2 separate regions of the Homo sapiens genome follow, and region 1 is linked to region 2. A link is an interaction called in ENCODE POLR2A ChIA-PET data of the cell type or tissue named here. Cell type or tissue: OCI-LY7. All regions are shown on one strand. Each heading gives the region's core, and the rest is flanking DNA. Links, peaks and the distances in the headings are about the cores only. Region 1 has its middle 7.4 kb from the start of DOCK10. Region 2 overlaps DOCK10 (dedicator of cytokinesis 10).

Evidence for each region. ChIA-PET counts read pairs that join two places held together with the same protein. Peaks named below come from ENCODE experiments on the same cell type or tissue, not always from the same donor. Only the 100,000 strongest peaks of a DNase experiment are listed, where the experiment ranks them.
Region 1: POLR2A ChIA-PET joins it to region 2 with 10 read pairs; 8 of 35 experiments call an interaction of 5 or more read pairs at or near these places.

The regions. Positions count from the first base shown.
Region 1 is chr2:225,042,916-225,056,867 of GRCh38, reverse strand. No RefSeq gene overlaps it. Among named protein-coding and RNA genes, the nearest start is that of DOCK10, 7.4 kb to the right of the region's middle. In OCI-LY7, for the core only: no CTCF peak of the experiment used is centred there; no DNase peak of the experiment used is centred there.
Region 2 is chr2:224,917,804-224,925,803 of GRCh38, reverse strand. The region is part of intron 2 of DOCK10 (dedicator of cytokinesis 10); the gene reads left to right. Among named protein-coding and RNA genes, the nearest start is that of MIR4439, 89 kb to the left of the region's middle. In OCI-LY7, for the core only: no CTCF peak of the experiment used is centred there; DNase peaks (open chromatin) are centred at 3,393 and 5,893; H3K4me3 peaks cover 1,594 bases; H3K27ac peaks cover 2,434 bases.

The DNA of each region.
Region 1 (13,952 bases), core at 2,745-10,744, 130 kb before region 2:
AGCTAGTGAGTCACTGTATGTGTTTGTAGATTGTATCATACTCTTTTATTTATCTCCTTGAAGGTAGAACTTATTTATACTAGAATGGATTAATTCAAGTACTATATACTAAACAAATTTTGCTGCATAAACAGATGATAAAATGCACTGTGCAGAATTACAATGGGAGAATGAGAGCTTTGGACAGACTCCCTCCTACCTAAATCCATTCTCTTGTTCATGTTGATCTCAGATTTTTCTATTTTTCACTTGTATTTATCCTGCTTAGAAGCAGGTTAACTTGTGTCTAACTTGGGTATCCAATCACTGGTCCTGCTTCCCTAGATTCACATCTGGCCCTTGTGGTAACTATGGTACATACATACCACTCCTCCTACCAGGAGATGGAGTCTTGGTCTGCGCTTGCCTCATAACTTGCTTTGACCAAAAGAATGTAGTGAATTACTTCTAGATCTAGACCTTCAGAGGCATGGAAGCTTCACCTTCTTGAAAACCAGCTACCATCTAAGGAATCTCAGATCAAACTACTGAGTGACAAAAGGCCATGTGGAAAGAGAGGCCATAAGGAAATGTACCAAGGCACCTCTGCAGACATGTGAGAGTGGCTTAGGTGTTCCAGCCTCAAAGAGCTCCTAGCTGAATGTAGTCACATGAGTGATCCCAGAAAACCATGGGAGTCAGAACTGCCCAGCTGATTCCAACCAAACCCAGAATCACCTTTGTTTTGCTTCACAGAGTTTTGGAGTGGTTTTTTATGTAATGATAGATATCTGAAATAGTAGTATAGCATTAGGTATTTGAAGCCAAGCAATTTAATACAAGAATGTATTTTTATAAAATCATTGGAATGGCAAGATGAACCCCCGCTCAGGGGCCCCTACTGGACTACTGAGTCCACCTCATAATAACTGTGTTTCAGATGTCAGGAAGTGTCTGTGGCTGCTACCACAGTCACTGCCTCAACTGCCTCTTAAACCTGATGGCTGGTGACAGCACACTGAATTTTTGAGTTTGGACTTCAAAACTGCCTCTAAACATTCACATCCCTTCCTGCCTTGCTTCCCAGCTGGAGGGTGGCTAGCACTTCAGTGTGCCTTCCAAATCCACACAAGTGCTTCTATTTGGCAGACCTGACACCATACTCAGAATCCTAGATTCAGGAGAGCTTGAGAAATGTAGGGTTTTAGCTTTCCAACCTCACTACCCTAGGTCAGAAGGGCAGTGGGATGGATGATGAGGGAAACCTAGTATCCATTATCACTGTCATCAGACCCTAAATTTATTCAGTATAACACATAGAAATGACTTGAGATTTGGAGCCTGACAAATACAATTTCTCATCTTGGTTCTCCTGCTTACTAGATATGACCTTGGTCAAACCACTTAGTATAAACCTCATTTCCTCACCTGTAAAAATAGAAATACTCATAGCTAATTTGGAGGGTTCTTCAAGAACTCAACTCACCTTTTATAAAGACATTTTGGTAAAATGTCTAGTACATGGTAGGTATTCAATGATTAATAGCAGTTATTATTAATGGAAGAGAGGACAAGTGGACAAAAAACTAAAATACACAGACAGTATCTTATTATGTAGGAGAGCATCTAACAGATGTACACTGCTGAGTCTCCTGGTAAAAAACTGCTTGGGCTATACTTGCATGTGAATGGATCTAGGAGAAAACACCTCCTAAGGGAGATGGTTTCAGATCTGAATCTTGAAATATGAGAAGTGCCAGGGGAAAAAAATGAGACAAAAGGAAATATCAGATATTGGTGTCCCTCCCTGGTCCCATTCATGACCTTGTAGGTAGGATGATGACTCCAGCAGTTCTGTGCTGTATTTCTAGAACACTGCTATTAGCCTTTAACTTTCCTCCCCTTCATGTTTCTGGCTTCATGGTATACTGGGTTAAGCCCTAAACTAGTACATCTTGGTAGCATTTCTACCTTTGCCACAAAACAGCTTTGTCACTAACTAGTTGATCTAAGATATAGCACTTAGCTTTCGAGTTTTTACTTCCTTTCCTATAAAATGGAACAATAAAAACAAAGCAAAGCAACAACAACAACAAAATGGCTTAATTTCTCTGCCACTTCCGGCTTTTTTTTTTTTTTTTTTTTTTTGAGACGGAGTCTCACTGTGTGGGCCAGGCTGGAGTGGAGTGCAGTGGCGCCATCTCGGCTCACTGCAACCTCTGCATCCTTGGTTCAAGTGATTCTCCTGCATCAGCTTCCCAAGTAGCTGGGATTAGAGGCGCCTGTTACCATACCCGGCTAATTTTTTTTGTATTTTTAGTAGAGATAAATGGGATTTCACCATATTGGCCAGGCTGATCTCAAACTCCTGACCTCCAGTGATTCCCCCACTTCAGCCTCCCAAAGTGCTGGGAGTACAGGCATGAGCCACCGGGCTGGGCCCACTTCCAGCTTTGACAATCTCTGAAATGCTTTGATTCACTCATAGGCAAGCATAGCCCCAGCAGTTTTCAAAATCAGACTTAGCATCATACATCAGGCACTCTACCCCAGCCCAAAATGTGAATTCAACAAGAGAATATACATCCAACAACTGAATTAAAGCCAATTAAGTAGATTCACACACTAACTACTAGGTTTGACTTTCACAGGTAAATGTCATCCAACTGATCAAAATTGGTTGGATAAATATTGAAGCAAAGGCCAGGCACAGTCGCTCACGCCTATAATCCCAACACTTTGGGAGGCTAAGGCAGGTGGATCACCTGAGGTCAGGAGTTCGAGACCAGCCTGGCTGATATGATGAAACCCCATCACTATGAAAAATACAAAAATTAGCAGGCGTGGTAGCAGGTGCCTGTAATCCCAGCTACTAGGGAGGCTGAGGGAGGAAAATAGCTTGAACCCAGAAGGCAGAGGTTGCAGTGAGCCAAGATTGTCCCATTGCACTCAAGCCTGGGTGACAAGAGTGAAACTCCATTTAAAAAAAAAAATATATATATATATACACACACACACACACACACACACATATAGAAGAAAACAAAAGCAGAAAAGGGTAGTGCCAACCTGATGTCTGTATGGAATACATATACGTGTGTGTGTGTGTGTGTGTGTGTGTCTGTGTGTATTTTTTTCTTTTTTTTTCTGAGACGAGTCTTGCTCGGTAACCCAGGCTGGAGTACAATGGCGTGATCTCGGCTCACTTCAGCCTCCTCCCCCTGAGTTCAAGTGATTCTCCTGCCTCAGCCCCTTGAGTAGCTGGAACTAAAGGTGTGTGCCACCACCGGACTAATTTTTGTATTTTTAGTAGAGACGACGTTTCATCATATTGGCCAGGATGGTCTCGAATATTTTATTGAGCCTTGGGACTCATACTCAGGTGCTTTTAAGTAGCTCCAGTCTAAGCATTTCTGTAACAGCAAACAGGCTGTGTGGTAGTGTTAGGAAGGCCTCTTGTTAATGTCAGCTTGGAGCTTTGTGCACATGATGACACTAATAGCACCTTTTTAAAAACTACAAAAAGTACTTTGACTTTATTATGAATTTTTAGACTAGTTGCATGATAATGACTCTCTCATTGCTTTTAAGATTTCAATAAAAATAGCTATTTTACTTCTTTTTGTCCCTCTAGCAAATCAACAAATAAGGAGAAAGGGGACAATATTCATGATTAGCTCAGAACAGAAACACATTTTCAAGCCTACACATGAGAAACTGCTAAAAGATAAAGCTACAAAAAACCCTAATCTAGTTGTATTAATAAATTCTAATGATCATGGGGGGAAGAACAAAAACCCACTGGCTTTTATTTGAATAGACATCCCCAAGACCAGTCAATCTGCCATTTTTGCTTTGGGCTTCAGAAATGCTGCACAGTTTGCATTGCTTTCCTTCCTCTGCCTTACACCCTTTCAAAAACTGAGCTCTGGGCAATGCTGTGATATTTCTATTTCACTTCTTTTTACCACAGCAAGAGCAAAGGCAAGCAGAGTCCATGCACAGGAAATGGGTTAGTGCAAATACAAGTATACACAAAAACCACATGACTGGAAGGGAGCTGTGACAACTGAAAGATATTTTTTAAGAGAAACATTTCCTGGAAAAAAAAATGGTTTCTTTAAATCAATTATACATGTACATAAACAAACCCAAAATATGTTTTCTCCAACTGTCTTCAGCTCACTTGATCAGGGTATGAAATTAATGTTTTGAAAAACTTCAGAAGCCTTATAAACTTTGTAGCATTCATCTAAAACTTTGGAAGTGTTAATGTATTTCTTTCTGAGACTATTAGGAAAAATGCTTCCTCTATCTCTTTTAAAAGATAAACAATCACATTTGATAAGTATACATTTGGTATAACGTTCTCTGAATATGTAAGGAAAACAGCAAAATAATGCTATGACTTCTAATTATTGAGCAACGTGCAATATTAAAAACAACAAATCATATATGCATATATATTTGATGAAATACTTGTATCCAAAAAATACAAATTAAATTTAAAAAACCAGTAAGAAAAAGACTGACAATACAATTTAAAATGGGCACAGAATTTGAGATTGAGATTTTCTGTTTTTTTTTTTTCACTTTAAGTTCTAGGGTACATGTGCACAACATGAAGGTTTGTTACATATGTATACATGTGCCATGTTGGTATGCTGCACCTGTTAACTCATCCTTTACATTAGGTATATCCCCTAATGCTATCCCTCCCCCATCTCCCCACCCCCCAGCAGGCCCCAGTGTGTGATGTTCTGTACCCTGTGTCCATGTGTTCTCATTGTTCAATTCCCACCCATGAGTGAGAACATGTGGTGTTTGGCTTTCTGTCCTTGCGATAGTTTGCTCAGAATGATGGTTTCCAGCTTCATCCATGTCCCTATAAAGGACATGAACTCATCCTTTTTTATGGCTGCATAGTATTCCATGGTGTATATGTGCCACATTTTCTTAATCCAGTCTATCATTGATGGACATTTGGGTTGGTTCCAAGTCTTTGCTATTTGGAATAGTGCCACAATAAACATACGTGTGCATGTGTCTTTATAGCAGCATGATTTATTCTGTTTTCTTTTAATTTGGCTTTTTGTATTAGACTTTCTTTTTTACTAATTTGCTCATTTTTTATATTTTTCTTGTCCGTTAGTAAGAGATCTTTATATAATAGAGATATTGGCTTTTCTTGTTTATTTGTATTACAAACATGTACTAAATTATGTCATTTATATACTGGCATTTTATTAATATTGCCATAATGAAGATTTAAGATTTTATGTATTTAAATAGTACTATATTTTCTTCTATAGCATCTGATATTCCTCTCTTGGTTAAGAAAATAGCTTATTAATGAAAAAAATAAACAGTACAAAGTCAAACTAATAAAACAACTACAAGTTCCTTGAGGAGACTACTACAGTAGATAATCCCTCTTGAGAACCCAATTAAGGAAAAAAGGAGGAAGTAAAAATATTCGAGATTAAGAATGAGAAAAGCGATTAGCCACTAATTGAGGAAGGATTTTAAAATCTAAAAACTTTCTGCACAGCAAAGGAAACAATCAACAGAGTGAAAACACAACCTACAGATTGGGAGAAAATGTTCTCAAACCAACAGAGGGCTAAATCCAGAATATACAAGGCATTCAAACATTTCTACAACAAAAAACAAATAATCTGACTTAAAACATGGGCAAATGATCTGAACAGACATTTCTCAAAAGAAGACATACGTATGGTCAAAAAATATATGAAAGAATACTTAACTCCACTAATTATCAGGGAAATGCAAATCAAAACCACGATGAGGTATCATCTCACTCCAATTAGTATGGTTATTATCAAAAAGACAAAAAAATAACAAATGCTGGCAAGGATGTGGAGAAAAGTGAACTCTTATACATTGTTGTTTAAGAATGTAAAGTAATAAAGCCCTGTGAAGAAGAGTATAAAAGCTCCTCAAAAACTACAAATAGAACTACCGTATGATCCAGCAATCCTACTACTAGGCATTTATCCAAAGGAAAGGAAATCATTATATGAAAAGCATTTGTACCCCCATGTTTATTGCAACACTGTTCACAATAGCCAAGATACGGAATCAACCCAGGTGTCTGACAACAGATGAATGGATAAAGAAAAAGTGCTATATATACACCATAGAATACTATTCGGCCATACAAAGAATAAAATCCTGTCATTCAAGGTAACATGGATGGAACTAGAAGATATTATGTTAACTGAAATAAGCCAGGAACAGAAAATTAAACCACTCATGTTCTCACTCATATGTGGTAGCTTAAAAGAGTTGATCTCATTAGAACAAAAAATGCTAGAGGCTAGGAAGGGTAGGGAGAAGGAGAGAAAGGGAGTCATTTGTTAAAGGATAGAAAATTACAGCTAGATAAAAGGAATAAGTTCTAGTGTTTCATAACACTGTAGAATGACTATAGTTAACAATAATGTTACTATACAGTTTCAAATAGCTAGAAAGAGAATATTGATTATTCTTAACACAAAGAAATGGCAAATGTTTGAGACAATGAATATGCTAATCACCCTGATCTGATCACAGTGCATTGTATAATTGTTATGTGCAAATTTAAAAAAAATAATTTTTTTAAAGTATGTATTTTAAAAGGCTTCAGATAAAAAGCAACAAATTAGGCTTGGCACGGTGGCTCACGCCTGTAATCCTAGCACTTTGGGAGGCTGAGGTGGGCAGATCACGAGGTCAGGAGTTTGAGACAAGCCTGGCCAATATGGCAAAACCGTGTCTCTACTAAAAATACAAAAATTAGCTGGGCATGATGGCGCGCACCTGTAATCTCAGCTACTCAGGAGGCTGAGGCAGGAGAATCGCTTGAACCTGGGAGGCGGAGGTTGCAGTGAGCCGAGTTCGCGTCAGTGCACTCCAGCCTGGGCAACAGAGCGAGACTCTATCTCAAAAAAACAACAACAACAAAAAATTAAATGTTAGCAAAAGATAACAAAACTTGGAATAACTGGCTTGGTCTCTTCGAAAAGTCAAAGTCATTATCAAAAATGGGAGGAGAATGGTTTCAAATTAAAGTCTTAAGAGACATGACAACCAAAGCAATGCATCTTCAAGATTAAATTTGAGATTGATCAAATCAGCTGAGAAAAAGTTATTTGGGGGACAATTGGAGAAATTCAAATATGACCTGGATGACAAAAAAAATGAAGGAATTGTTGTTGAATTCAATGTGTTAAATAATATTGCAGTTATGTAGGAGAATATTCTTACTTTTTGGAGATAAATGCTGAGCTATGTAGAGATGAAAGGTCATGATTTCTCCAATTTAAAATAGTTTAATATACCTGGAGGATTTATGAGTATTCATTGTGTTCTTTGTAATACTTTTTAGCCATGTTTAAAATATTTATAATAAAATTTTAAAGAATACATAACAGAAGGGAACACATATCATTCAGTGTTACATGCAATTCTAAGGCAAACATTTCTAAAATCTAGAAAAATGGGATGATATTATTAGTAAAATATAAATTATTAAGAAATAAAAGATGTGAAAAATCTTGAATAGACCAATTACCATACAAGGGATTTGAAAATGATTATAGATCTCCTATTAAAAAATGTACCAAAACCAGATGGTTCCACAGCTGGATTGTATCCAACCATTGGAGAACGAATAAGCCCAATGTTATTTAAATTGCTGTAGACCATGGAAAGAGGCAGAAAGCTCTCCAATTTAATTAAGGAAGCCAGAAAAATCTCCCTGGCAAAATGTCACATTAGTTCCAAAAATAAAAAAGGTAGACCAATGTCACTCATATGTGTAGATGCAAAATTCTCAATGAAATATTAGACAACAGATTTATTTTTATGTTGCTCTCTTTAAGAAACAAAAGAAATAATTATGATAGAACTTTTTTACATATCAAGTTCTATTTCTGTGAGACTAGTAGATATCAGGAGTAATCACCACACTGGAAAAATGGAGGAGAACATTAAAATGTCTGGAAAAATAAAGTAAGTACAAGGGTTTAATTATGCACGTAAGAAATAAAAATGTTCCCATCTAATATTTACTAATCTTTTCCTTCTTCATATGGAGCCAAAATCTGCCTCTGAGTAACTTTTACAGATGGAGGAAAAAAAGATCCTGGGACATTAATTCCCTTAGGCTAGACTACAAATAAAAGCCAAAGTAGGATAGAGAACCTAGAGACTGGTTGCCAGTTAAAAATAGTCATTCTTTTCTTTCAATCATGTACCTCTGTTTGCACTATGCCCCAAGGATTCTGGTGGACTAATAGTGATAGAATGCCACACTGCATGCGTATTGGCACGATATACAGCCTGGCAGTGTTTCAGATTCAAATCATATTACTTTAAGTGTAATTTTCTCCCAAGAAGTGATCTGTCTTCTAAACACAGTAAGAAATACATATCAGATTTAATACCTTTTTCCATAGACAACATGGAGGCACTCAGCTTTTTCAGATGGCTTCAGCTCCAGCAAGAACTCAAGAACTAATAGACCCCATTAATATCATACCTTTCAAACCATATTTTTCTTGTAGCTCTTTAATATTCTCTTGGTAAGGTTAGGAAAAATGTATCTTATGAAATAGTATTCAGCCAAAACACCACTGGATGTACATTCAATTGCTTATTTTTTTCTTAGTGTTAGGAATCAAGATGTGCTGTGGCAAAGTATTTTTCCAACAATTTGGTTTACAATTCTGATACTTTACTTATTGCTGAATATGACAAGCATTATACTTTCAATAAACAAAATTATTTTAATTTACCCACCCAATTACACTACTACATTATCAAGGCAAGTCACCTGCCTCTGTGGACCTCCATTTCTATTGTAAAAATAAGACAAATATACTTTTCCCTTAATAAAGGAAGGTTTCCTCAAAATTGACAAATGGGATCTAATTAAAGAGTTTCTGCACAACAAAAGAAACTATCATCAGAGTGAATAGGCAACCTACAGAATGGGAGAAAATTTTTGCAATCTATCCATCTGACAAAGGTCTAATATCCAGAATCTACAAGGAATTTAAACAAATTTACAAGAAAAAAAGAAACAACCCCATCAGAAAGTCGGTGACGGATATGAACAGACACTTCTCAAAACAAAACATTTATGTGGCCAACAAACATATGAAAAAAAGCTCATTCATCACTGGTCATTAGAGAAATGCAAATCAAAACCACAATGAGATACCATCTCACTCCAGTTAGAATAGCGATCGTTAAAATGTCAGGAAACAACAGATGCTGGAGAGGATGTGGAGAAATAGGAATGCTTTTACACTGTTGGGAGTGTAAATTAGTTCAACCATTGTGGAAGACAGTGTGGTGATTCCTCAAGGATCTAGAACAAGAAATTCCATTTGACCCAGCAATCCCATTGCTGGGTATATACCCAAAGGATTATAAATCATTCTACTGTAAAGACACATGCACACATATGTTTACTGCAGCACTATTTACAATAGCAAAGAACTAGAACCAACCCAAATGCCCATCAGTGATAGACTGGATAAAGAAAATGTGGCACATATACACCATGGAATACTGTGCCCCCATAAAAAAGAATGAGTTCATGTCATTTGCAGGGACATGGATGAAGCCGGAAACCATCATTCTCAGCAAACTAACACAGAAACAGAAAACCAAACACCACATATTCTCACTCATAAGTGGAAGTTGAACAATGAGAACACATGGACACAGGGAGAGGAAAATCACACAGAAAACCTGGAAGACAGGTTGATGGGTGCAGCAAACCAACATGGCACATGTATACCTATGTAACAAACCTGCACGTTCTGCACATGTATCCCAGAATTTAAAGTATAATAAATAATAATAATAATTAATAAAATAAAATAAAGGAAGGCTTCCTATAATATCAGAAAACCATTTTAACTTGGGCATTTGTATTCCTATTTCTGTATCTTTCTTTTTTATTAATTAGCAAAATTTCCCTCCTAATTTCCATGCTATCAAATTCTCTCCCAGCTTTCCCTTATGTACGGTGGGGGCAATATCACATGTCCCATGTGCATTTTAGAATGAATGATTGAGAATCAAATGAAATAATGAGTGTGCTTTGTAAATGGTGCAACACTAGACAAACTTGATATAGTTAAGCACTGGGACATGGTGATGCCCAGGCTGACACCCAGGGTACACTGGGCTTGGTATCACTTAGGAAGGGTGGCTCAATGCCATGGAATGGATGCAAGGAGTATTTGCCCCACCTCCTACAATCTCTGGGTATCAAGATCTAATTTAGTCATTTAGTGTGCAAATTTAGTTATTCGTCCAAGAGTCACACTCCTAGACTAATAACTAAATTTACACACTCTTATGTCTGTAGGTATTTTGGAAAATATAGTACAGTTTTCACATTTATACTTATTACTGCTATGAAAAAATTTCTGAAGTCTTTCCTTGCTGATAAGACATGGACACAGTCATGTAGAAGGATGACAGGAGAGGGCTATTGACAGTTGTGGTTTCTTAATTCTATAAAGCTTTGAATTGTACCAGGTCAAGTAATCAGTGCTTACTACATCTTATGAAAGTAAGTGATGCTTTAGTATGAATAAGAAGAGTATCAAATTTTAAAGAAGGAAGAAGGGAAGGAAGGGAGGAAGCAGTGAGGGAAGGAAAGAAAAGGACAAAGAGAGAAAGGAAGAAAGAAGAAGAGAGAAAAGGAGGTAAGTAAAGAGGGGAAGAGAAAGAGAAGGCTAGAAAATTCCATGTTATTGAGACCAATTTTTTCAATCTTATTTAAAAAGTCATAAAAATATGAAGTATAAAATGTTAACATGGGTCCATAGACGCTCCATCTCCAAAATCTTACTCTCACCCCCTACCCACTCACCCATGAGCACCAGTAATGTTTTTTAAGTCAGTTCCTCTGTATGAAATTGAGCTTTTTGGAGACAGAAACATTTTGCTCAGCTCTGTGCCCTCCTAGCATAGTGTGAGATCCTGTCCATAGTTGATATTCCATAAGTGTCTGTTGAGTGGGGTTATTTCTTCCTCAGTGAATGGCTTGTCTCGTGACAACTCAAATGAATTGGCAAATTCAAACACTGATAAAACTTGATTGCAGCCTCTGCATTCTATGTATTAGTACAATCTTGATTTGAGAACATTTAGCAAAATTTGCAACCACTGGTTTCTAAAATGTCTGTTCCATGCATTTGGGGAGCTCTTTTAATGATCCATCTACAATTTTAGACAGCGAGACATGGGATAGATGGGCTGAACAACCCCATTTTATAATATATTAAAATTCAAGTGAAATAATATATGTGAAACTATTATCCAAACTGTAGCACATTATGTTATAGTTACATATTGTTACACAATAGTGGGTTAATACTATAAGGATTACATTGTTATTGTTATTCTTGTTCATGAAATTCCATAGTCATTGATTTGGGTTAAGACATTGTCTCCAGAATGCTCATTAAATCCCCAGCCTTGGCTCCAAGATAATACCCATCCATCCTTCTTCTCGCAAAGGTTCATATGAGAATCAAATATATGAAAAGACATGGAAGTTTGTTTAATTCCTGAGTTATCTGCAAGTGTAGGAATAATAACAGGGTTCATATGAGAATCAAATATATGAAAAGACATGGAAGCTTGTTTAATTCCTGAGTTATCTGCAAGTGTAGGGATAATAACAGTTATTGAAGTCCATGTGCTAGTCACTTTTGAAGAAATTTACACTAATTTAAGTAACTCTCTCAGCAGCCCAGCCACACAACTACTATCTTGATTGCGTAGGTAAGAAACTGAGGCTTACGGAGTTGGGATTTGAACAAAGGTAATTGGACTTCAGAGCATGTATTTTAACCACTATTCTACAATATTACAAGCCCTTGAAGATTCTCTTATTAACTAGCTGTTCCAAGAAACTTAACATACTTCATGATATGTGCACAGATTTGCGTTTACCAAGCATCTGAGCCGAGTTTCTCCAGGGATCTGAGAGATGGGTGGCCAGCAGAGTCAAGGTCCCAAATCAGCAGACCTGAAGTTACATTTCTGTAGCAAAAAATAAGTGTATTTATGCTACAAGGGCAGGGGCAAGGGTCGACACTCAGCTCTCTCTCCTTGGTGCCCGAAGGAAGCTTAACTAAAACCTACATGATCATAAGGGCGGAGGAGAGTCTCTGAAGTATCATTATTGACATGCCCTGGGTGTGAGAGGTATGCTATCAACACTTAAACCTGCCTTCCTACTCGGTGTGACCCACGGAATTAACATCATACAGGGTATGGATTGGGCAAACAGGCATTTGTTCGTTAAACCCTCTCACACCAGTGCTCTGGGTGACCTCCTGAAGCTGGAAAAAGTACAATTAGGTGTATTAATTGTACGATTAACAAATTGTAAGTGACTTTCTGTTACTCGATATTGTTGGAGATTGGGTTGTGTGTGCTACTCAGTGTTTTGGATCAGCGAGTTGCCTTGTGCAGGGCACATTCTGATGTATTATCGATTACTATAGCCTTCCCTTTCAGCACACCTTTCTCTTCTCCTCTCTGACTTTCTCTGTGTCAGGCACACCCAGCTCTCTGACTGCACTAGCCCATCTGAGCCCTTTGTAAAGTCATCCATAAGCTGATATTTATTGAGTGCCTACGTGTGCCAGGCAGTGTTTTGAAACCAGAGACAAAGATTAGGTACCTCTTCTTGGGAAGCTCAAGTTAATTCAAATGTGCTTAATCGGTTCTCTCAGGGGAATATGCATTCAGAGACATCAAGTCTGGGTACACCTGGGAAAGGGTACGGTTGGAGGGAGCTGTTCCTACAGAGATCTTCATGTACCAACACAGAGGCAACCACCTACTTTGCTTACCCTGAAAGGTGGTGTTGCTCCCACACTGAGTACCAATATGAAAGCATACAATACAGGTACAGTTATTTGTTATGCAGGCTGTCTTGGAACTAGATGATGTTTCAAATGGCACTTCCCAAATCTGCCAGAGCCTCTTACCCTCTTACGCCTGTTATGATTTCTAGAATGTGCTGAAATGATCCCCAAACAGCATCTCTGGCTAATTGAATCCTGGCTAACAAAGAGCTGACTAAAGTGCATTTATCAATTGCTTAAGAATTCTTTATACCCAAATGTGACCTTGTGTTATAACTATCTATCATTGGCTTTAGAAAGTGGCAGGGTCATGGATCCATAAAAAGCTGTTAAGAAAAAACCAGACCACTTGGAAAGGCTGTCCCAGATCTCTCCAGACCAGTATCCAGGGGCCAGAACTTCTCTGCCCCCCATCCAGTCCAACACTGAATTGCAGAACCACCCTGGGTATGACCCAGGAAGAGACTTCTTAGAAGGCTTTCATCAGATACCTATCTAGAGGCAAAGTGCAGGCTAGATGGGTATGGGCAAGAGAAGAGCAGAGACAGCATAACTGTGAAATCCACCCCCGACCTGACCACCCTACATAGTAACCCTGCCAGTTGGTTCTTGCCTACTCATCCTAATGCCACCCAAAGTCTCTTACCCCCAGAACGCTGATTTATTGGTTTTGAGTTCGTGTTAGTAGCTTAAACTGTCTCCTTGATTTCTCTGTATTTGTTTATTTGTTCGCTTGGTTACTTGCTGTCTCCCACCCCTACCCCGAAAAAACCTATCAGCTCTACACAGCCTTAAAGTGTAGTTGCTAAGTTCCTCTCCGTATCCTCAGTTTCCAGAACAGTGTGAGCTGGCATATAGTAGGCGCTTAATAAATACTCATTGAAGGAGTGAATGAATGGGGAAGCTTATTCCAAGGCCCTGAACATGGACTTCTGGCAAGGGAGCCTTCCAAACGCTGGCTTGGGCGATGCTGCTGGGATCCCAGCCACCAGATCTTTAATAAGCCTCTGACCCCTTCCCGAGGGTGGAAGGGCGAACCGAGCTTGGCCCCCACCCACTAGC
Region 2 (8,000 bases), core at 1-8,000:
CTGAGCAAAAGATGTAGAAAGCCTGAGATGGGATCATTTCTGGGAAGTACAAAACCATAAATAAGAAAGTTCTGATGTCTGAAAGCTGGTAAGACTGTACACTGTGTAGGAAGACCACCTATCAACTATACTTCAATTTTGTCCACACCAGTAAAACTCTATTTCAATTTACCTTCATGGACCACCTTTGGTGATCTAAGCTGTTTATATCCAGGACACCAATACGAATAAGAAGCAGACCTTACACTTGAACAGTTAGACTTTCAACACCGGGCAGTGCAATTTTCAAAGTCAAAAGTCTATGTCACATGACTACAGTCACCTAAGAGTCTCATTATCTTCTCAAATTCCATCTTCATATTAGTAGGTCAGAATTGTGTCCCAGGGTACTCAAAGGCATTCTGCACTTTTCACTGGCTATTAAAACTCAGAATAGTGGATATCATAATATACCAATGGCTTGTTCTTTTCATAGTATGTCTTTAGCAATGAAAAGCAAATGGTATATGGGGACTTCTAGACTCAACCACAAGGGTCATTCTAGGAAAGGAAGCAGAAAGATTTGAATATGTTTTAAACTGCAAATCAGTAAGGTCATGAGTTTTCTTTCTTTTTTTTTTTCTGAGACAAAGGTTAACATTTTATAAGAATCTCAACCTCTTTTAAATCTGTGGCTTTTGAGCCTGAAAAGCAGGCTTTTAAACGGCTCCTGGTGTTCATGTAAGAACATTGTAATTTCAATTTGAAAACTGAGTAATAGTCTTTGTCGAATTAGATTCTTTCTATGTTATAATATTCCTCTCATTTACAAGCTAATGAAGTTAAGATTTGGAAAGGCTGTTGTTCAAGGAAATAGAGCAACTGGAAGGACAAACACCTAACATAAGCACCTTGACTTTTACTATTAGTTTCTGTCTAAACAGCATGCTTTTGGCCGACGCTTCTTAGAAAAAAAAGGCACACAAGTTGGGGGAAATATTAACTTCCTGAATCCCACAGTGAGTGATGCCATTAGAAAATAAGTACTGTAGTGAAACAGTTCTGGTTGTTTATTTCATTTCAGTAAGAATGTGTGTGGAGACCCTGGTCTGTGTTTGATTGTGCTAAGAATGTATGTCCACACCAGACTTGGACACAAATGTTCATAGAAGCATTATTCATAATAGCCCCAAAATGAGAATAACCCAAATAATCTATCAACTGATGAATGGGTAAACAGAATGTGGTATATCCATAAAATGGAATGTCATTATTATTCAGCCATAAAAAGGAATGAAATGTTGATACATGCTGCAATTTAGATCAACCTTGAATATATTGTATTAAGTGAAAGAAGCCAGTCCCAAAAGACCATATAGTCCACGTATAGGAAATGTTCAAAATAGGCAAATCCATAGAGAGAGAAAGGAGATTAGTGGTTGCCATGGGCTGGGGAGATGGGAAAATGAGAAGAGAATGCTAGTGGATATGGGGTTTCTTTTGGGCATGATGAAAATGTTCTGTAATTAAATCGTGGTAATGGTTGCACAACTCTGTGAATATACCAAAAACCACTCAATTCTATACTTTTAAAGGATAAATTTTATGACAGATCAGTTATATCTCAATTAGATGGTTTTTTTAAAAAGCCATTCTATGTGTTAGGATAGAGGTGGTGCACGTGATCACAGGAAGGATACAAAGGAATCATGAAAGCATATATGTAGATACGAGCACTTTATTCTTTAAAAGGAATGAATGGAACATAGCAAAGGAGTAATAAGGAACATGGCAAAACTTATTTTACAGTTGTTATATTTTACCCCCAAAGCAGATGTAATGTGGCTTGCTTATAAACAATAAAACACACAGGTAAAATGACCGGCTGAATTCATCAGCAGCATAACCTTTCGGCCTAAAATATTCTATGGGTAAGCTGCAGACTTCATGTGTGCTACAGAGAGTAAATAACAGCATTCAGGGAAGAAAAATGTGTGTTGGATGAATTAGAAAGCTTTTGAAAAGGAGCTGGCACCTATACAAAACCTGAGATTTCTAAAGAATGAGGAAAGAAAAAGACTTTTGGAGAGGCAGAGGAGCATGGGCAAAGGCCCTGTGCAGGAATGAGGCTGGCCCTGAAGGAGAAATGCGGGCAGCCAGGTGGGATGGAGCCGGTGAGAGCTGGCAGTGCTGGGCCGCTCTTCAGTCCATTTCTCTTCCCTAGACCATGTCTGCAGGCCTCGCAGCAGGCAACCCTCTTCACTGGGCTTTCTTGGATGGTAAACTCAGACCACAGACCTCAGAGTCTTTGCCAGGGGGAGGTCCTGGTGCAGTAGGTGTCTTTATATTGTTGGAGCACCTCGTTTCTATTAATGCTCACATCTTCCCATATGTAGAATGTTTGGTCCTCACCTCTTTAGAGGAGATGAGACATGTTTTGGAGCCTGGAAAATAAGTCACAAAAAAGAAGTGAAATGACTGGCTCAGTAGTTTGTCAATCCAAGAGTAAAACACCTTGAAGTTCTTCTTATAGGATTCTATCACTACTATATACCTAAATACTACAACACTGTGTCTTCATGCTTAACTTGGCTGGAATGACTGCTATCAAGTAATAGACAACTGTTCATTATTTGTATATTTGCCATACAGTTCAACCCCAGCAAAACAAGAAGGGCCTTCCCTTTAAAGCACAAGTCAGGTACTAAAGTAATATTCTCATATATTTAAACAATAAGTAAAATAAAATCACAACAATACTCTTCTGAATGTGGTAAAAGATGTTTTTCAAGAAACTAATGTAATCTAAGGACATTCTCTAATAGAATAAAAGACAATATCGATGTCTGAGAAATTTAGGTTAAAATCACTTTTAAACACATGCTGAGGGTCATTAATCACAAAGTTTTAGTTAATAGTTCTTATTGTGAGGCTTATAACTCCCCAAGCTTAGACTGATTGATTACTTTAAACACCATCATTTTGTCCTCCTTTTTGAACAGGGGGAAGCTACAATACTGTCAGAGGAAGCTTTTCTCAGCCCCAAGATAGGATAAGCAGCCCTTTTTTAGACTTTTACAGTGACCTTTGGCCAATTGAGAGATAGTCCTGATGTGCTTGGAAGGAAGTCTTCTGTAGCCAGTATAGCCAGCAGATTGGTGGCTGTAACGAAACCTCCAAGACCATCCACTGCAGGCTACAAGAAACCAGAAAGTGACAGGGCTGCAAGGGAGGATGTCTGAATCTCATGGACCTGAAACTATAAACACAGGCCTGCATGCATCATTTCAGGACAGTTTTTATTTCCAAATGCCTGATCTCTGGACAATAGATAGGCTCCTTATGAAATCCTACCACCAAAGGAGAAGCTCAGCTGAGTTCCACTGCAGTTTCAGATCCCTTTTATGCTATTGAGCTATACTAATTGTTGACCAGAGTTTTATAAAAGAGAACAGGAAATCTCTTGTGGTCAAGACAATTTGTAGTGGTCTGAAAGCATCTGATTCTCAGAAAAGAAAAAATTCTTTGTAACCATATTAAAACCCTTACCAAATATGATTGTTTACAGTTTTCTTTGTATTCGATCAATTCATTTTTGCTTCAGTGGAGACACATTAAAGAGATCTAAAATGAGAAGAAGTGCCACAGTTTTTAAAGTGGAAACTTGTGGAGTCCTTGCACTTTTTTTTTTTTTTTTTTTTTTTTGAGATGGAGTTTTGCTCTTGCTGCCCGGGCTGGAGTACAGTGGCGCCATCTCGACTCACCGCAACCTCCGCCACCCGGGTTCAAGCGATTCTCCTGCCTCAGCCTCTCGAGTAGCTGGGATTGCAGGCATGTGCCACCATGCCCAGCTAATTTTTATTTTATTTTATTTTATTTTTATTTTTAGTAGAGACGGGGTTTCTTCGTGTTGGTCAGGCTGGTCTCACACTCCCAACCTCAGGTGATCCACCCGCCTCAGCCTCCCAAAGCGCTGGGATTATAGGCATGAGCCACAGCGCCTGGCTGTCCTTGCACTTTTTCAGACAAATGCTCCAGCATTATAATAAAATACAACTAAGATCAATAGCACGTTATGGGCATACATCATACATGTATTCTCTTTCCTATACCTTGTGTAACCTGCACAGGATATTAGATATGCAATAACTGCACATATTGTAAAATAATGTTTTAGATTTATCACATGGTTCCAAGAGCATAATTCAGCCTGTTGTCTTATTTAGTAAAAAGTCAACATCATTTTATAACAAGAGACCACCAGGCATTGTACACGTGATTAAGCAATTTTTGTAACTCGGCCTGAATTAATTCGCAGTCTCATAAATTGGATGTGAACATTACCTTATGTATTTGGGGGCCTATCTAACTATAGGACATTACTAATCTAGTAGCCATGTGATTACTGTTATGGGGAACCCAAGCCTACATTCCAGAAACTTACCAATAAAACAAGCAAACAAACAAAAAACTTCTTAAATTAGCTAAGTGTTCACGTTAGTATTATTATTTATTGAAATGGAGTTTTGCTGTTGTTGCCCAGCAACATTGCTGGAGTGCAATGGCATGATCTTGGTTCATTGCAACCTCCCCCTCCCAGGTTCGAGTGATTCTCCTGCCTCAGCCTCCTGAGTAGCTGGGATTACAGGTGCCCGCCACCATGCCCGGCTATTTTTTGTGTATATACATTATATATATATATATATATATATTTTTTTTTTTTTTTTTTTTTAATAGAGACGGTGTTTTCCCATGTTGGCCAGGCTGGTCTCAAACTCTTGACCTCAATTGGTCTGCCCACCTCAGCCTCCCAAAGGGCTGGGATTACAGGCATGAGCCACCGTGCCCAGCCCACTTTATTTTATTATGTCACAGAGCAGTGATCGTAGTGGGACAGTAAGTTTACTACATAGATGGAACAGGGAGTGGTTGTGTCACATGCAAAATATGATGGAGCCAATTTGGATCTTATTATTTATGTTTTACTTAATTATAAGCTTAATTCTGGGCCATGTTACTCTACTCTCCATCAGACTTAAAGTATTTTTTTAAAAAGTCAAGAAAGCAATGGAGACTCTAGTGGAAAATGGAAAAGAGGAATAGCTTGCATTTTTGTATAAAAATTTTATTAATAATGGCCATAATATAGAATTTTTTTTTAATTAGAAAGAAAAATGTCTAATGTTCCCAGTAGATTATAATATGTAATATTCCCTGGAAACCAAGCAACACCATATATCTGTAAATTATCCATCCGAATAGGAAACAAAGGCATCCCAGATCATTTAAATTCAGCAGTAATCCCCAAAGCTCAATTTAGGCATGGTTCTTAATATTCTACTCCAAAACTTCAATATAGTTTATTTACTATTTATCTTCTAACAGAGTGAATAGCATAAAATAAGCAACTTGAAGAAGGGAACTCTAAAGGAATTAAAAATGTAAAATGTAGGCCAGGCACAGTGGCTCATGCCTGTAATCCCAGCACTTTGAGAAGCCGAGACAGGCAGATCACTTGAGTCCAGGAGCTGGAGACCATCCTGGACAACATGGTGAGACCCTGTCTCTACAAAAAAAAAAAAAAAAAAGTGAAAATTAGCCAGGCATAGTGGTGCGCACCTGTAGTCTCAACTACTGGGGAGGCTGATCACTGGAGCCCCGGAGGTCGAGGCTGCTGTGAGCTGTGATTGTACCACTGCACTGCAACCTGGCCAACAGAATGAGACCCTGTCTCAACAACAACAGCAACAAAAAGTAAAATGTAAATAATAAGATCCAAATTGGCTCTATCTTACTTTGCATGCAAAGCAACGGCTCCCTGTTCCATCCGTGGCACTATGCTTGCTCCCTGCACCTATGCCTGGTTTGAATTGGTAGCCACAGCCTCTTCTGAGTATACAGCTGCAGTTAAATCCTGGAGCAAGTGCAGTGGCCCAGGGAGCTCAGTCCACAGCTGTGCTTTAGGGCGAGCATTCATTTTCATCATTGATGTCTCTAGATCCTAGTTTTCTCATTATTTTTCATCCTCTGATCTTATTAAATCTACATGGCATTCTTCCTCTTTCACAGGATACAAACCCCGTGCTTCCCGACATGCATGTGCACATGCACACACACTCACACCAACACATCACACCCATTCACACGTGGACAGACACACGCACACTCTACACACACACAACACTCACCACACACATTCACACCACACATACACACTGACACATCACATTCATTCACACATGTACACACATACACATGCAGACACACTCCACACACATTCACATACCAGACACACCACACACATTCACACCACACGTACACACTCACACCACACATACACACCATCCACACTCACACTGACACATCACACCCATTCACATGTGTACAGACCTACACATGCAGACACACTCTACACACATTCATATACCACACACACCACATACATTCACACCACCTATACAGACACACATCACACATACTCATACCACACATACACCACACACTCACACTGACACATCACACCCATTCACATGTGTACAGACATACACATGCAGACAAACCTACACACATTCACATACCACACACCCACATACATTCACACCACACATACACACCACACACCCTCATACCACACATACACATCACACACATACAAACCCACCACACACCACACATACACACACCACACATATACGTGCCACACATACACATAAACTCACCACACATACATACACACACTCCCCACACACACACACCACACATACACCACACAGACCACACATACACTCACCACACACACCCTGTGCGTATATACATCACACATACACATACACTTACCACAAACACACACACCACACATACACACACACACCACACACATTCACACCACACATACACACCACACATACCACACACACCATACACACATTCACACCACACATACATATACACACACTCACACACGCCACACACACACCACACATGCCCACATTCACACCACACATACACTCACACCACACATACACTACCACACTCACATTACACATACACATGCACTCAAATGCGACACACTCATGTATACACACTAACACACATACTCATTGCACATACACACTACACTCAATTGCACATGCTCACAGACCCAAACCACACTCATACTCACACCATATACACACCACACACACACCACAAGTACATACATACACACACCCCACATACACACGCACCACACACACTCATACCACATACACATACACACTCACCACACACACTCACACATATACACATTCGTCACACACTCTAACACTACACATACACGCACACCACACACACACACACCGCACCACAAACTCACCACACATGCTCACATAACACATACACACACCATACGAACACACGCACTCAAATGCAACACACTCTCATGCACACACACTCCACACACTCATTGCACAGACACACCCACCCAATTGCACATGCTCACACACACACACCCCACACACACTCATATATGCTCCCACACACTCTCATCCTCTTATGGAATACACATGTACACACAGTCAATAAATTCAACAAAGAATCATTTAGGTATCCAACTAGCACTGAGGTTATAAGTGAACAAAATAAAATGTCCTGCACTTACATCAGGAGTGAAGAAAGGAGAGATTTGGAGAAAATAAGAGTCCAGGATTGGAAGAGAAGGAATGATGGGAAGGACGCCGCCCTTGGTGGCAGAGCTGCCAGCAAGGTCTGTGAACTCGGAAGACAAAACTCCCTTGACCCCTCCCTACCCATCTTCTCCAATACTGAGGATGGGTTTGGAGATTCTTATCTGTTCCAACAGCTAATCTAGAGCAGTTTAAATGAATAGCTGTGATTTGGGGGATGTGCAATATACGAGATCTCAGCTGTTGGTACCATGGATGTCACAGACTCATCACCTGAGAATCCCTGTAACTACTGAGGTGCACAGACTAAAGGAAGCAGATGGCTGGAAGTGGAAACTTGCTGTTTTAGGGCATTTC